Regions from separate parts of the Homo sapiens genome. Here region 2 is linked to region 1. Evidence: chromatin loops called from intact Hi-C (ENCODE). Cell type or tissue: heart left ventricle. All regions are shown on one strand. Region 1 overlaps LTBP1 (latent transforming growth factor beta binding protein 1). Region 2 overlaps LTBP1 (latent transforming growth factor beta binding protein 1).

What was found. A loop is a pair of places that touch in the nucleus more often than their neighbours do. Peaks named below come from ENCODE experiments on the same cell type or tissue, not always from the same donor. Only the 100,000 strongest peaks of a DNase experiment are listed, where the experiment ranks them.
Region 2: it touches region 1 in a loop (2.1-fold over the local background); 34 of 110 quality-filtered maps call a loop at or near these places.

What each region holds. Positions count from the first base shown.
Region 1 is chr2:33,011,812-33,019,811 of GRCh38, forward strand. The region is part of intron 2 of LTBP1 (latent transforming growth factor beta binding protein 1); the gene reads left to right. Among named protein-coding and RNA genes, the nearest start is that of LTBP1, 69 kb to the left of the region's middle. RefSeq lists an enhancer at 3,631-3,925. In heart left ventricle, no CTCF peak of the experiment used is centred here; no DNase peak of the experiment used is centred here; H3K27ac peaks cover 4,122 bases.
Region 2 is chr2:32,951,060-32,959,059 of GRCh38, forward strand. All of the region lies in intron 2 of LTBP1 (latent transforming growth factor beta binding protein 1), which reads left to right. Among named protein-coding and RNA genes, the nearest start is that of LTBP1, 8.1 kb to the left of the region's middle. In heart left ventricle, no CTCF peak of the experiment used is centred here; no DNase peak of the experiment used is centred here; H3K27ac peaks cover 1,194 bases.

The sequences.
Region 1 (8,000 bases):
CCTCCCAAACCTGATCGCTTATGAAACATAAATCCTGAATCAGTGGGGTCTATTCCCATTTTGCTGCTCTGTGGCAGATTTTAACACTGACATTTGGCCTGGTCCGTGTGTTATTTATTTCTCTCCGATTTCAGGTCTCCTGGTTAAATTCATGGTCTCAGGGAGGTCTTTCCTAACTCCCTGACCCCCACTGTGATCACCCCCCATCAGACACTCCTCTTCTCTTTCCGAAAGACTGGTAATAGTTATAATTACTTTCCCTGTGGGGTCTCCCTGGCTGGGTTGTGAATGCCAAGGGGCAGAGATGATGTAAAAACATCATCTCTGTTTCCAGTTCTAGCCACAGGGCGTATGACAGTGCCTGGTGCAAAATTGAGCATAGAATTGTCACTCAGTATTTTGTTGAATGAATAAGGCATGAGTCAAACTTGGCCACTTGCCCAAGGGCACAGAGCTGGGATGGGGTGGGGGGGGCTTCACACTCAAATCTCTGTGACCCCAGAGCATAGCTCCCTCTTGTACGTGTCTGCTCATCAGTAGATGAGCTTGGGCAAGGAGGTGTGTAGTCACATTTTTTGATTTTCTCTCAGGCTCGGTAGTAGCTCCTCAAGGAAACAAACCATTTCTAAGAATTCTTTGTATCCTTTATGGTCCCTTGAATATAATAACTCACAAATATTTGCCAATTGTCCAATTAAGGCCGCCATGTTCCTCTTTCTACACCTTTGTTATTATGACACGTAGCTGTATGGTGATTCTTTTTCTGTACTTGTGTCTTTCCTATTGGACTCTGATCTACTTGAGAGCAAGAAATTTGTCTCCATCTTTTGTCTGCAGTTCTTGGCACAATGCAGGCATTTAAGAGGGGGCTCAATTGGATGAATAAAGATAACATGGATGGGATTAAAACAAATTTAAAGATTATTTAGAAAGGTATTGTCTTCCTTTGAATGAACTCTAAAGATAACAGTTATAACAATATATGTGCATAATAGTTTACAGTCTGTAAAACCCAAGATTTTTCAAAATATGTACTCATCATACATATATACTAGCATGAATGCACAAAGTAAAATTATACTATTAGAGAAGGTGCTTAAGGAGTGAATGGCAGTGAATAATGAAATAACGTGTTTTAATTCACTTTATCAATGCTTTAAAAGCTGGTAGTATCACTTTATAGTTCTAATTTTGAATGGCTGTTAATACCATATTCTACTCAACCTTTATGGTTCTTTTAAATTTTTTCTTGGCACAAATAGCGCTGCTGTGGACACCTACATATATGTATGCCCAGTTATTTCCTTTTTTTGATTATTAGAATAAATTTCTAAAAATGAGGCTACTGAAATATTTGAAACATATTGTTAAACTGCTTTCTAAAAAGGCTTGTACCATATTCCTTACCTCCTTTGCAGCACTTAGTACTAATATTTATATTTTCTAAAAAATTAGCCGTGATGTATCTCCTTGTTTTAGTGTTCATCTCTTTTGATGACTTTGTTAATTTGGACATTACCCTATAAGTTTCTTTACTAATTTCATTTCCCTCTGTCTAAATTATCTATTTCTGTTCTTTTTTTCATTTTTTGATTTTGGTCTTCCTTTGTTAAAGGCAACTTTTATTAATTTTTTTTATATAATAGCATTTTCAGAAAAATTTTTTTTCTGGGTTATTTTTTTCCCTTTTGCTATTTTAATTAATGTTAAATGCTTATATACACTAAACTGTAGATAGATATTTTAACTTTTTCTTTTTTTTCATTGAATGCCTGTGATTAAAAAAAGTTATACATGGCAGTGATAAGATCAGAAACAATCCAGGAAAACTGCTGGTTGTTTTGTATTACAGGACTTGTGATTTAATTACGTTATATTCTGTGAGTGCTTTTACAACTATTGACGGTATTGGGAAGAGTGTGTTTGGGCCCAGCTGACCACCTATTTTAAATTACATCACATGGTTAACAACCACTCCTGCTGAGCTTAGGTTTAGAAAACTTCAAGCTTCCAGAACACAGCTCTTGGGGAGCTGGGAATTCTGGGGCTGTGTACTTGACATAAAGGCATTAAACTCCTGAATGAAACATGAGATTCTGTACCCAGCCTTTGTGACTTGTAGTCCCTTTAATTTTTGCTATGCTCAACTATCTGGTTGGTGAAGTTGTTACTCGTAAGATTAGAAAGGCAAATAGGGTAGGAAAATAGGGTGGAAAGAATGCTTGTGTGACTTGACGATCTGACTCAGAGGGAAGAGAGAGAACAATGAAAGCAAACACCCATCCCTCACAGGTTTCAAATAGATTTTCATAAGGATGAAAGACCTGTAAAGATTTATTAAATATATTGGTGATTGATGGGCATGGTCCACGTATTTAGAAAATTTCATTATGTGGAATTCTTCATTATTCCAGGAGACTGGATAGAAAAGGCATTGGGATGTTATGCTAATTTTTTTTTCTCTTTAGGGATTTTGGAGGAGGCTAACCCAGAGACATTTACAACGAAACAACAGCATTTATTTGGATTTGGTACAAGGAGCAAGCAGACAGAGTAGACTAAAATGTGTGACCTCATGCTATATTTCTTGTGATCTGATATCACTTAGTGTTATTGAATGACTTCAAAGGGCAGCTGGGAATTACTGTGAAGACACACACAGCAAAGCAATTTCTCACCTGCTGTCTCTGATCACAGAAGACACAGTTAGACTCACATTTCTCCCCAGGACACATGCGGTAGACATGCTGCAACTTGTTTGGAGAGAAAGGCAAGGGGCAGAGAGTCACACTGTTTGCACTGTGTGGACTGAGACAAGTTTTAAATATAACTAAGGGTTACTTTTTTAGAATTAAAAACAGTAGAAGCTGAGCTTCAGGGCATGGGTTACTTCCTAAAAATACAATCACTGAACTTTTAAAGAACTCTAGGATCAGCTTGTCAAACTGGAGTAGATACGAATGTGAAAGACATCTGAGACTCTTTAGTACTTGGCGCACAGATTGAGAATTAACTCAATTTTGACTGTTTCAAATGATGAAAGTATTTTCAGAAGACCAACCTGGTAGCCAGGATGGTGTAGGGTTTTGTTGCTTAACCTGCTCACCTAGATCTTGATGTCAGTGGGCTTTCTGCAAGCCCACTATCTGAGTTTATCGCTGTCTTGGTGGCAGTTTTGGCCACTTTTTTTTTTTTTTAAGAGATGGGGTCTTGCTATGTTGCACAGGCTGGACTCAATCTCCTAAGTGCCTACAATAACCTCCTAAATGTTATGCCCCTTGTGATGTTCTCTTCTCTTTGACCTTGACCAGTTTGCTTCACTGTCGCTACTCTTCAGAGTTCCTCTACAACACATTGGATCTGGTTTCTGAACCTGTTTCTATCTGTAACTATAACATAAGGTTAAATGTCACTGCAGACTTTGTGTCTTTGCAGAGTTTACTTGAATTTAATTTTGATGGAAAAACATCTGCTTTGAAGGATTGGAGACTGCTTGATTGAATAAATCGCAAATCAAGTCTGCAAGTGTAGATGTTACCATGTAATGAATTAAGAGACCATTGGCCATCTTTCCTTTATAGACGTCCTTAAATCCCCCAGCATCATTTGGAAAGTAGTGGCTCTATGTTTATATCAGTCAGTCAACCAAGTTTAGGCTCCTATCCCAGGCTACAGAAAGTTCTGCATAAGTCACTTAACTGACCTCACAGCTTATAACCTAGTTGGCAAATAGGAGAGAACTGTAAGAAGTTGACTAGCATGTGGAATGTGAATGATGACAGTGGACAAGAGCCAGATGGTACAAAGGTCGTGATAGGGCTGGGTGGGTGGGTCTGTTAGTCACTTCTCACACTGCTATAAAGAAATGCCTGAGACTGGGCGATTTATAAAGAAAAGAGGTTTAACTGGCTCATGGTTCTGCAGGCTGTACAGGAAGCATAGCAGCTTGTGCTTCTGGGGAGGCCTCGGGAAACTTCCAATCATGGCATGAGGCAAATGGGGAGCAAGGCACAAAACATGACCAGAGGAGGAGGAAGAGAGAGAGTGGGGAGGTGCCACACACTTTTGAACAACCAGATCTCAGAATCACCCACTCACTCACTATTGCAAGAACGGCATGGATGGGATGGTGCTAACCCATTAATGAGAACTCTGCCCCATAGTCCAGTCACCTCCCACCAGGCCCCACCTCCAACTCTGGGGATTATAATTCAACAGGAGATTTGGTAGGACTCATACCAAACCCTGTCAGTGGACATTTGGGAGAGACTTCATACAGAAGGGTGGGAGAAGGGTGGGCTTGAAGGCATTGGAGGTTTTAATTGTTCTCATTGGATTGAGGGGCCTGTGCTCCTGCATAGGGCTCCCTCTGTGCAGAGACAAGGAGGTGGGAATCCCAGAGGTTGGGTGAGCTTCTGCAGGGGTAGACCAGTGAGAAGTGAGGGTGGAAAAGGGGGTTTGGGTTAGATGTAGATGGCCTTAACATTTACCCTTGGTCAGCTAAAATGTGTGGAAAGTTTTTGAATGAAAGGGAAAAAAATGATTCAAAGAGTAGCGTTTTAGAAGACTAGTCTGTCCGCAAGCCTGGATTAGGTTTTTGTTCCTAACCCACTACTTTTCAGACTTGGCTGTATATTTCAGTCACCTGGGGAGTTAAAAAAGTACTGAAGCCTGGAGCCCTCCCCCGCTAGAGATTCTGATTTAATCTGTTTGGAGTTAGGCCTGGGTTTGGGGAGTTTTAAAAGTTCCCCAGGTGATTCTAATGTACAGCCAAGCCTGAGAACCACCGCCCAATCCACTGATAAGATCTTGATATAGCCTCCACTCAGCCTCCACTCATCGAGCTGAACCACAGCACAGTGCTGGCCAGGAAAAAGCAATCAACTGATGGGAAAAAAAATAAAATTAAATTAAAAAGTACTTCTGGCTGGCTGGGGGCAGTGGCTCATGCCTGCAATCCTAGCACTTTGGGAGGCTGAAGTGGGTGGATCACCTGAGGTCAGGAGTTCAAGGCCAGCCTGGCCAACATGGCGAAACCCTATCTCTACTAAAAATACAAAAATTAGCTGGGCATGCATGCCTGTAATCCCAGCTACTTGGGAGGCTGAGGCAGGAGAATTGCTTGAATCTGAGGGACAGAAGTTGCAGTGAGTCAAGATCGTGCCACTGCACTCCAGCCTGGGTGACAGAGTAAGACTATGTCTCAAAAAATAAATAAATAAAAATAAAAGGTACTTCTGTGACAATATTTATAATATTCCACATAGTCCAACACCTTAGTTATAATAAGTTTTCACGTAAATGCTATGAATTTTTGCATTGGCCATGAAGTAGATGGGGACAAATGTGTAGACTTTTGGCAATGTATAGATATGGAAAATGACATCTAAAATTGCAATAAAAATGGCAAGATAAAACACTTTTATCATAGCCAAGAATTCAGTAGCCTAAAAGCAATTACAGCATGAAAGCTTGCAAGTATAAAAATATAAGTCCTCAGAAACTTGCTGCTGGAAGACCTGTTTCCAGATGTTGTGTGTCAGTGATTCTCAAACCTGAGTGTGCATCGACGTCGCTTGGAGGGCAGTCACTGATTGCTGGGCTCCAGTTTCAGATTTAGCAGGCTTGGGGTAGCCCAAGGATATGTAGTTTCAAAGTTTTCCCGGATGATACTGCCGGCCTGGGCACCATACTGTGAGAACCACTGATGCTTGCTGCCATGTAAGAACTGCTACTGCATGGGCCCAAATATTGTAGGAAAAGGGGCTTGATAAATGTGATAGAAGGACATGAGTTGTTTTGTTTTGTTTTGTTTTGTTTTTTGAGATGGAGTCTTGCTCTGTCGCCCAGGCTGGAGTGCAGTGGCGCTATCTCGGCTCACTGCAAGCTCCGCCTCCTGGGTTCACGCCATTCTTCTGCCTCAGCCTCCCGAGTAGCTGGGACTAAAGGCACCCACCAGTACGCCTGGCTAATTTTTTGTATTTTTAGTAGAGACGGGGTTTCACCGTGTTAACCAGGATGGTCTCAATCTCCTGACCTTGTGATCCGCCCACCTCGGCCTCCCAAAGTACAAGTTTTGCTTTTTATGTCAGATGACGGGCTTCTCTTGGGAGTTAGGGAATCTGTCCTCCTCCAGTTCAATCCAGCCCCTCCTCATCTCCGTGCTCTAGGGGGCACCTGTCTGAGTCTAGGTAGGGTAGGTAGAAGAGAAAATTGTCTTTTCATTCTCCTAATTGTCCTTTTAAAATGTACTACAAAGGGAGGTATTATATACATAGCTGTAATATTATATAACACGTTCTTTACTTTTCTTCCAGTAGAAAATATTTGTAAGTTCAAAGTTTTTTTTTTTTAACTTTTATGACTGTCTCCCCACCCCCCTTACCCTACCACATGAAAAATTTGAAGAGTTAAAAAAAAATGCTAACCATCCATGTCTTCCTTAAAACAGGTTCTTGCGGCTCATTCTTGGTGGTACATTGGAGGATGTCAGTCCTTGGCCTCCCCCTAGGTGCCAGCTTTTGCACCAAACAGCCTTCCTGGTAGAAAACACATTTGCAGTGTACCTTGGGCGGGAGGAGAAGCGGAAATCATTCTCAGATGTTAAAAAGAAACATGTTTCTAATTGAAAGCATGATGAGAAGGCACACATGAAAGGGCCTGGGTGGTGAGCTCAGGCCAAGGCACAGCTTTGAAAGCCCAGCTCAGTCCTTGCTGTGGCCACTTCTGTTCTCTTGGGTGGATCCCATTCCCATTCCTGTGACATTCCAGAAATAACCATGGCTGAGCAGGGACCCAGGACAGCATCTCAGATATAGCAACAAAGTTTGCTCAGTTGGTCAGGAAACTCTGATAGTTAGAATTCTGAATTCTAGAAACACAGAGCTTTTGAACTAGAATTCTAGAAGCAGAGTGTGGGAACAGCCTTTATTCTCATATTGTGGAGACCATTTTAGAACAAATCGCTGCTGCCCTCCTCATAACCCCCAAACACACACAAGTGCAGAGGCCAGGGTTAAGTGGCTTACTCCAAGGTCACCTAGGGAGCTGGCTCCATTTTTTTTTTTCTTTTAGAGAATCCTTCCCAACTTTCTGAAAATTTGTCAGCTTGGTATTCTGACACCCAAGGGCCATTTTAGAAAAATCATTACTTGCTGTAACGAATAGGCATCATATTGTAGGAAGATGGGAAAATTATTTTGTCTCTTTTATAGAAAATCAATAGGTTTTGAGGCTTTTAGGTCTTGGTCTTTTGGATCTTCATAACTGAGTCTCCTGTTGTTCGTTTTGCTTGTCTATTTTGTAATTGCTTTGTGGACTGAAGCTTGTTTTGAACTTTATGGGAGACTTGATAGTGTGATCTGCCTCAGGACCAACAGTTTATGTAAAAGGTGAGCTGACAGCAACAGGGCAGCATAGTAAATGTATTTGAACAAATAAAGAAGGGACTGAAGGAATCATGGCCATAAGCTTATGACATTACATAATAAAACTTAAGTCAGTAGCATGTACACTTCTTTTTTTTTTTTTTTTTTTTTTTTTTGAGACCAAGTTTCCCTCTGTCATCCAGGCTGCAATGTGTGGCACCATCTCGGCTCACTGTAACCTCTGTCCTCTGGGTTCAAGTGATTCTCCTACCTCAGCCTTCCGAGAACTGGGATTACAGGCCCCTGCCACCACACTCGGCTAGTTTTTGTATTTTTAGTAGAGATGAGGTTTCACTATTTTGACCAGGCTGGTCTCGAACTCCTGACCTCAAGTGATCCACCGGGCTCCGTCTCCCAAAGTGCTAGGATTACAGGCGTGAGCCACTGTGCCCAGCCAGTAGCATCTAAACTTCTAAGGGACCTTGCCTATCATAAAACCTACTTACTCTACCAATGACCCACAGCCCTGATAACTTCTCTTTTTAAATTTTTAATTTTGAGATTGGGTTACATTCTGTTGCTTAGGCTGGAGTGTAGTGCTGTGATCACGGTCACTGCAGCCTCGACCTCCTG
Region 2 (8,000 bases), 61 kb before region 1:
GTGTTGAAGTTACTTACAGGGCTCTAGAGGAAGTTGCTATGTTGGTTTAATCTTACGGTACCTACAACCAATGCTTCCAGCATTTGGCTTAAGTTTTCCTGCTGGCTTCTAAGAGGTAGCCCTTGGACAGTACCAGCATCTAAGCAATGTGACATCACTTTCCTTTTCTGTGGTTTTCAGCATTCAGAAGATTAACCTTCCTGTACTTCCCAGTTTAACAAATGAATTTAGGTACAAATGCTAGAAACTTAATTCACAGCTCTCTTCAGAAATAATTATGTTTTTAAAAGGCATGCTGGGGTAGGTCAGCGTGCGATCCAAAATAATGTATCTCTGAGGTGGATATTTAAAAGAGGGGACTTACTTTGCATGTGTCTGGGAGATCCAGGGAGCTGAGAGAGCCTTCTACCTTCAGATGGGACCACTGGGGCTCCTGCTGATGCTATAAACCTTGTGTCCATGGCTGAGTAGTGTGATGCCAGGAAAGACCCCCGGCTTTGGGGTCAGAAGACCTAAATTCAAATGCTGCAGCCCTCACTAGCTGTGTGGCCTCAGGGAGTTCACTTGACCTGTCTGGCCTGTATTTTCCCACTCAGAAATGACTGTGCTAAAATCTTGCCTTCTTTATAGGATGGTTGCAGGTATTAAGATGAAAAAAAATGGGTATGAAAGCCTTGGTGAAACCAGAAAGATTAATATTAGAGATTAGTATTGGATCAAGCCAAGTAAATTCTATCTCCTTTGTCGATGATTTGGTTTTCTTCTGTTTGTGGTTTCCTCCTCTCACTTCCTTATTATGCGGAGATTGAACAATTACACTTGGGTATGGTTTATTACACATAAGAATACAAAAACCAATGATACGCCCACATGAAGTTCCCCCTTATAATAGTCATCATAAAATATGCATGGACATTTAAATGTATAACCCAGGATGTCTTCTAATTGTCATTACATGTTGAAGATAATGAAGAATTTGAGTTTATATAGGTCATGTGCAATTGATGCGAAAAAAATTTCTGTGTAAGAGGTTGGAAGTGTTCATGTTGTTCAGTATTTGCCTAATCCAGTGAAGAAAATAAGGTATCCCTTTGAGAAAGCCTGGATTGTTTTTAGTTGATTGAAACCTAATTTAAATGGACCATGATCAAATGCTTCTGAAGACTAAAGATTTAGTGAACCTTAAATTGCAAATCAGAGAGATGTGAACAAGCAAGCGGCAGACTCACACAAGGGCAAAGAATGGATATGTGCACTCACCAAAGTGGTCCTCTAGGCTGTAGCTGCCCAGTCACAATGTAGAGATGCCTGGTTGCATGTTAATGTTCCTTTTCCAGACACCATTTGTATGTGGATCCCTAGGAATCGAAATTATCGTGTGGGATGTGTCATTTTAGTTAATATTGGATGACTCTTGATAGCCTTACCTGTTTTGGACAAAAGAGATGGAGAGATGGACCACATTTGTGCTCTTTCCAAGGAATTAACACTTAAAGGAATGTTTTGTGGGTTAGGGACTTTGTCTTCCAAGTGGGGCATTAAACCCCTGATGTGTAACATTTTTGCCTCCTATCATTTTTGTAGTTTTTTTTTTCTGCGCCCAAACTGAACCTCCCCCCATGCCCTGCATTGGTTCTGCCAGTCTTTTTGCCCCCGTCTCAGGGTAAGTGCAGGCCAGACAGAGACATTGCCGGTAGGCTCAGCTTTAATGAGAAGACTGGACACGGGAATAGGCAATACAAAAGAATGAAAGAGAGGAGAGTGAGGCTGGGCTGGCAGGGTTATGGGGTAGAGGGAAGAGAGATGATGGCAGATACGAATCCAAAGCGGGTGCCTGGCACATTGCAGGCCTTCCATACACGCATGGATGGTTCTTTCATTTACTGTTTAGCTTTTACCATGTGCCAGGTTCTATGAATAGAGGAGAAACACAGCCAGCTGTAGGGAGTGCAGGTCTGTTTTTACTCACTTAACTCGTGGCACATCAAATGACTTGTTCTCTCCTTAGAAAGAAACAGAAAATCGATATTCCATTGCTTTTCCATTGGCATTCAGCCCATGCTACTTTTGGGGAAAAAACCCAACTCTAGACATTTTCCTTAAATTATATGCAAAGGAGACAGAGTCACATGCACCCTTGGTGCTCAGAGATGCAGTGGTGGATGGCATCATCCAGGAGGGTGTGATGTGGCTGGAGTTCAGGTGACCTAGAGAACGGTCTCAGGCTGTCCCCCATCCCTCTTGGCTTGGCATCGTGCTTGCCAAACTTGGGAGTCGAGCCCAGAGTGATTATATATTTTTTTGTATGCCTGCTATGGCCATTGGCAGCTGCTTTGCCAATAGATCTGCAGTGAGGTTTACCATGACAACTGCTAGGAGGGCCACCCCGGCCCCCATGTGGGAGGGTCAGCTGGAGAATCTTGTCATGTGACACAGACAACCTCGGTGAAGAGAGAGGAACCCAGAGGTCAAGTTCACACTAGGTCAAATATGTGTTCTCGAGACTAGTTAAAATCCACATTTAGGAACCATAACACTGTAATAGTGCTTAAACCTTCATGATGAAGCCCTCCTCCGGCCCATGGGCCTGCTGAGGATGCCGCCCGCCCCCTGCCTGCTCTGCTTTATCGAAGTTTTTGCTGCCCAGTGAACCCTGGGCCCTTAGGAAGCCTGACTTGTTGAAAAGACCTTTGACAACCACAGGGTTTTGCTGTTTCTGACCCTGTTATTTGTTGTCTTGGATATTTCAGACGTACTCAAACATGTTCGAGAGCTCAAATTAAATTTTCCTAAAGTGCAGATTTTGCTTCCCAGTCCTTCCTAGCAATGAACAGAGGCGACTTGGAGTGTGAGGGCTATGTCACCACCCTTTTAATACGGACCAAAATCAGGTCCAGCAGAGAGGAGCTGCCGATGGGGTGGGGGTAACTTGTGTGGTGCTGTGGAGCTTACAGAGAGCATTTTCTTGATCTTCACACCCTGTAGTGTCATTGAGGCAGGGATGCTTTATTAACCCTATTCCAGACAGTGGGGCAGTGCTCAGATGCCACTGCAGATCTTGTGGCTCTTCCTACTGCCCTGGGCTTCCTGGACATCCAGTGCTGTGACATTCTTTCTTGAGGTCTTGGTCTGAAAACTGTCCTGACAGTCCTCAGTTATCTGGATTGGCTTCCACTGCCTAACTTCACATCATGATTTTCCAAGCTATGTGAGTTTTCTCGGGCTTCTGTAACAAGTTCCACAAGCTGGGTGACTTAGAACGATAGAAATGTATTGTCTCACAGTTCTGCAGTCCAGAAGTCCAATGTCAAGGTGTTGATAGCGTTACTTCCTTCTGAAGGCAGTTCTAGGCCTCTCTCCTTGGCCTGTAGATGGCCGTCTCTTCCCTGTGTCTTTATACATTGTCTTGTGTGTGTGTCTGTCTCTGTGTCCAAATTTCCCCTTTTTATAAGGACATCAGTCATACTGTATTAGGGCCTCCACTCCCCGCCCCCCCCCACCAATGATCCCATTTTACCTTGATTACCTCTGTAAAGAACCTATCTCCAACAGTGGTCACATTCTGAGGTACTTGGGGTTAGGACTTCAACACTTTGTTTTTTTTTTTCTAGGGGGAGTACAATTCAATTCATGATGTAAGCCTGCAGATGCCTTGCACATAGGTTGGAGAGATGGGCTATTCAGAGTTGGCTCATTCCTGGGGCACTTGGGAACCCTAGCAGCTGACCCAAGGATGGGTGGGCGGGGCTTTGACTGGGCCCCTGCCACACAATCTGTGACTGTGGATCTAATTTGGTTACTTTTCTACTGCAGCAGCTCTGGCTGCTCCAGGGGGTGTTAGGAGAGATGAGGAATTGGCCACAGGTAATTTTGGTGATGCCTCTGGCCATTTTTACTGGGGCTCTTTTAAAGAGATTCTAGGTTGGTGTTTCTTACACATGAATGTCCAGCGGGACCACTGGAAGGGTTTGTTAAAATGTTGAAAGTTGTTAAATTCAACAAATTGAATCAAAATCTTTGGGGTTTTTAACAAGCATCCCAAATCATGCTGATGGAGGTGGCCCACAGTTTGAGAAACTGATCTGGAAGGAACTCAGTCCTGGGCAATATTTATGACCCTTTATGTGGGAATTTAAAGGCCAACCTCAACGCTTAGCAATTTAGAGAAACCTCTCAAGCAAGGCAGGAACCCTCTAAACATTGGGATAGCTCGGATTTGAAGAATGTATATACAGTCAAAGATTGCTGCACATGCAGTTTTTACATCCAGTTTTTCTTTAGTTAGTTGAATGTTTGAAGTATATATGTGTATTTTTGGGAGAGCTGGAAATTTGCAAAATTGTTGCTGCATCAGTGATTATGTAGAGTGCCTTTTAAAAAAGATTTAAACACTTTGGAACAGTTGGGTGTTTTCTTCCACTAATTTTTTTTAATTACAAAATTTTTAAAGTTATATACATGTATATTTTTGCGAGAGCTGGAAATTTGCAAAATTGTTGCTGCATCAGTGATTACATAGAGTGCCTTTTAAAAAAGATTTTTTGGAACATTTGGGTGTTTTTTTCCACAAATTTTTTTTAATTACAAAATTTTTAAAGTACACACAAACATAGAAGCTGCCCATCAGGGTCATGTTTTTAAAAGCTCCCTGATGTGGTAGTTAAGTACAATGATTTATACATAAAGGAGAAACTATGGTCTTATCTTTCTGTAAATGCGTGTTTTACTAATGGTTTCCTGCTTTCTTAGTGGAGAGAAAATATTACATAATTTGTTGGTGTGACACAAATTGGTTGTTTTCGTACTTATGGAAAAATACATCAGGGTTGTATTTGCAAGCATACCTCAGATATGGAGGGTTCAGTTCCAGCAAATATCTCAATAAAGTGAGTCACAAATTTTTTGGTTTCCCAGTACATGTAAAACTCATGTTTATATACTATATTGTAGACTATTAAGTGTACAATAATAGCATTATGTCTAAAAAGGCAAGTGTATACCTTAATTAAAAATATTTTGTTACTAAAAAATGGAATGATCAAGTCAGCCTTGAGTGAGTCATTATCTTTTTGCTAGTGGAAGGTCTTGCCTTGATATGGCTGGTTGCTGAAAGTTGGGGTGGCTGTGACACTTTCTTTAAAATAAGAAAATGATGAAGTTTGCTGCACTAATTGACTCTTCCTTTCGTGAAAGCTTTCTCTGTAGCATACAGTGCTGTTTGATAGCATTTGACCTACTGTATAACTTCTTTCAAAACTGGAGTCGGTCTTCTCAAACGCTACTGCTGCCTTATCATCTATGTTTATATAAAATTATAAATTCTTTGTTGTCATTTCAACAATGCTCACAGCATCTTCGCCAGGAGTAGATTCCATCTCAAGAAACCACCTTCTTTGCTCATTCATAAGAAGCAGCTCCTCATCTCTTCAAGTTCGAACATGAGATTGCAGCAATTCAGTCCCATCTTCAGGCTCCACTTTTAATTCTCTTGCTATTTCCACTACCTCTGCAGTGACTTCCTCCACTGAAGTCTTGAACTCCTCCAAGTCATCCATGAGGGCTGGAATCAGCTTCTTCCAAACTCCTGTTAATGTGGATACTTTAATCTCCTCCCGTAAATCATGAATGTTCTTAATGGCATCTAGAATGGTGAATCCTTTCCAGAAGGTTTTCGATTTACTTTGCCCAAATCCATCAGAGGAATCACTATCTATGACAGCTATAGCCTTATGAAATGTATTTCTCAAACAAGAAGACTTGAAAGTTGAAATTACTCTTTGACCCATGGACTACAGAATGGATGATATTTTAGCAGGCATGAAAATGACGTTAATCTCCACGTACATCTCCATCACAGCTTACAGGTGACCAGGTGCATAGTCAGTGAGGAGTAATATTTTGAAAAGAACCTTTCTGAGCAATAGGTCTCAACAGTGGGGTTAAAACATTCAGTTAACCATGCTGTAAACACACAGACTGTCATCCAGTCTTTGTTGTTCCATTTACAGAGCACAGGCGAAGCAGATTTAGCATAATTCTTAAGGGCCCTGAGATTTTTAGATTGGTAAATTAGCTTTGGCTTCAACTTAAAGTCACCAGCTGTGTTAGCTCCTAAAAGGAGAGTCAGCCCATCCTTTGAAACATTGAGGCCAGGAATTGACTTCTCCTCAGTTTTCTTCAAGAACTTTTTCTTTGCATTCACAACTTGGCTAGCTGGTGTAAGAGGTCTAGCTCTTGGCCTATCTTGGCTTTCTACATGCCTTCCTCACTTAGCTTTTTATTTAAAGTGAGAGATCTGTGAGTCTTCCGTTCACTTGAGCCCTTAGAGGCCATTGTAGGGTTATTAATTAGCCTGATTTCAATATTGTTGTGTCTCAGGTAATAGGGAAGCCCAGGGAAAGGGAGAGAGATGAGGGAACGGCTGGTCGGTGGAGCAGTCAGAACACACACAACATTTCTCAGTTAAGTTTTCTGTCTTATATTGGGTATGATTTGTGGTGCCCCAAAACAATTACAATGGTAACATGAAAGATCACCGATCACATATCACTGTAACAGACACATTAATAATGAAAAAGTGTGAAATATTACGAGAATTTCCAGAATGTGACACAGAGACAGAAAGTGAGCACTTGCTGTTGGGAAAATATTGCCAGTAGACTTGCTGCATGCAAGGTTGTTACAAACCTTCCATTTGTAAGAAACACAGTGTTTGTGAAGTGCAGTAAAGTGAAGCAAAATAAAATGAGGTCTGCCTGTACATGCATATACTGATGTGTGTCTGTTAATTTTTCCTGCCTGTTACGGATTGAGCACGTCATGTAGACACAGTCCATTGGATACTGCAATTCTGTGCATACATTGCCATCGAGACCCCAAGACTGTGTGGTTATAAGAAGGAAGTGCCACTGCTTACTCCTCTCCTCTCCCTTCTATCTTACCTGCTTTTGTTGCCTTTCTCCTCTTCCTCCCCTTACTTGGTCTCAGTTTGGTTTGTCCTGAATGACAGGCAGTATGGCTCAGTGGTTGGAAGTTCAGTCTTTGGAATTAGAATACGGAGCTCCTAATTGACCTTAATACTTTCTCACTGTGTAATCTCGGACAGTCAAGCTTGAGACCTGAAGCAGGGCTAAGTTAACTCCATTCACAAAATAGGAATAATGATGGTCTCTGTCATCATCCAGGGGCTTGCTACGGGGCTGCATTAGGTAATACATTAAAAACGCATAGAGAGCAGGGCCCCTGCACAGTAATTGACAAAAATGAGCTCTCAGCACCTTTCATTTGTCTGCTCAGGACCACTTCCTCCTGGGTACCACTGCTTCTTCCATGCCCCTCTTCTAAGATCCTTGGGGGCTGATCCTGTTTGGTGCTCCCTAAGCAGATTCTATTTGATGCTCCCTAAGCACTCTGATTTCACTCTTAGTTGGCTCTGGGTATGGCTGAGCCAGGTAGAAGAGGCATCTGTCCCTTCATCAGCGTTGAGCTCCTGGGAAGCAGGTCCCTTGCTTTGCCACAGTACAAGTGCCACAGTACAAATGCTACCTAGGAATAGAATGGAGTTGAGTCGAAGTAGCATTTCTGATTTTGCGATGTTGCTAATGCTGTCCTCTAAATACTATAGAAAGAATTCTTTTTCTTTTCTTTGTTTACTCTCACCTTTTGGCAATAATTTCCACTTGTTTTTCTTTCCTGCTTTTTCTCTCTGTACTTTTCCTTGCCCAGCAGACACTGCTGATTGTGACAGCTTTTTCAAGGGCACAACACCTTACTCTGTTTCCTCCTGCCTTTGCTCTGTAAGGCTGCTCTGGCATGGCCCAAACTTTGAGATGACTTTTCCTTTCTCCTTGCCAATTTTAGAATCTTTCTGTTCAACATCATCATCTGATAGAGATTTGGGACTAAGTAAAATGAATGTTGTATGATTTTCCCTGTAATTTTAGATCCCCAAATACTGCTCTTGGCCAACTACACTATTCCCTGTGGCTTTTTTACTCCAC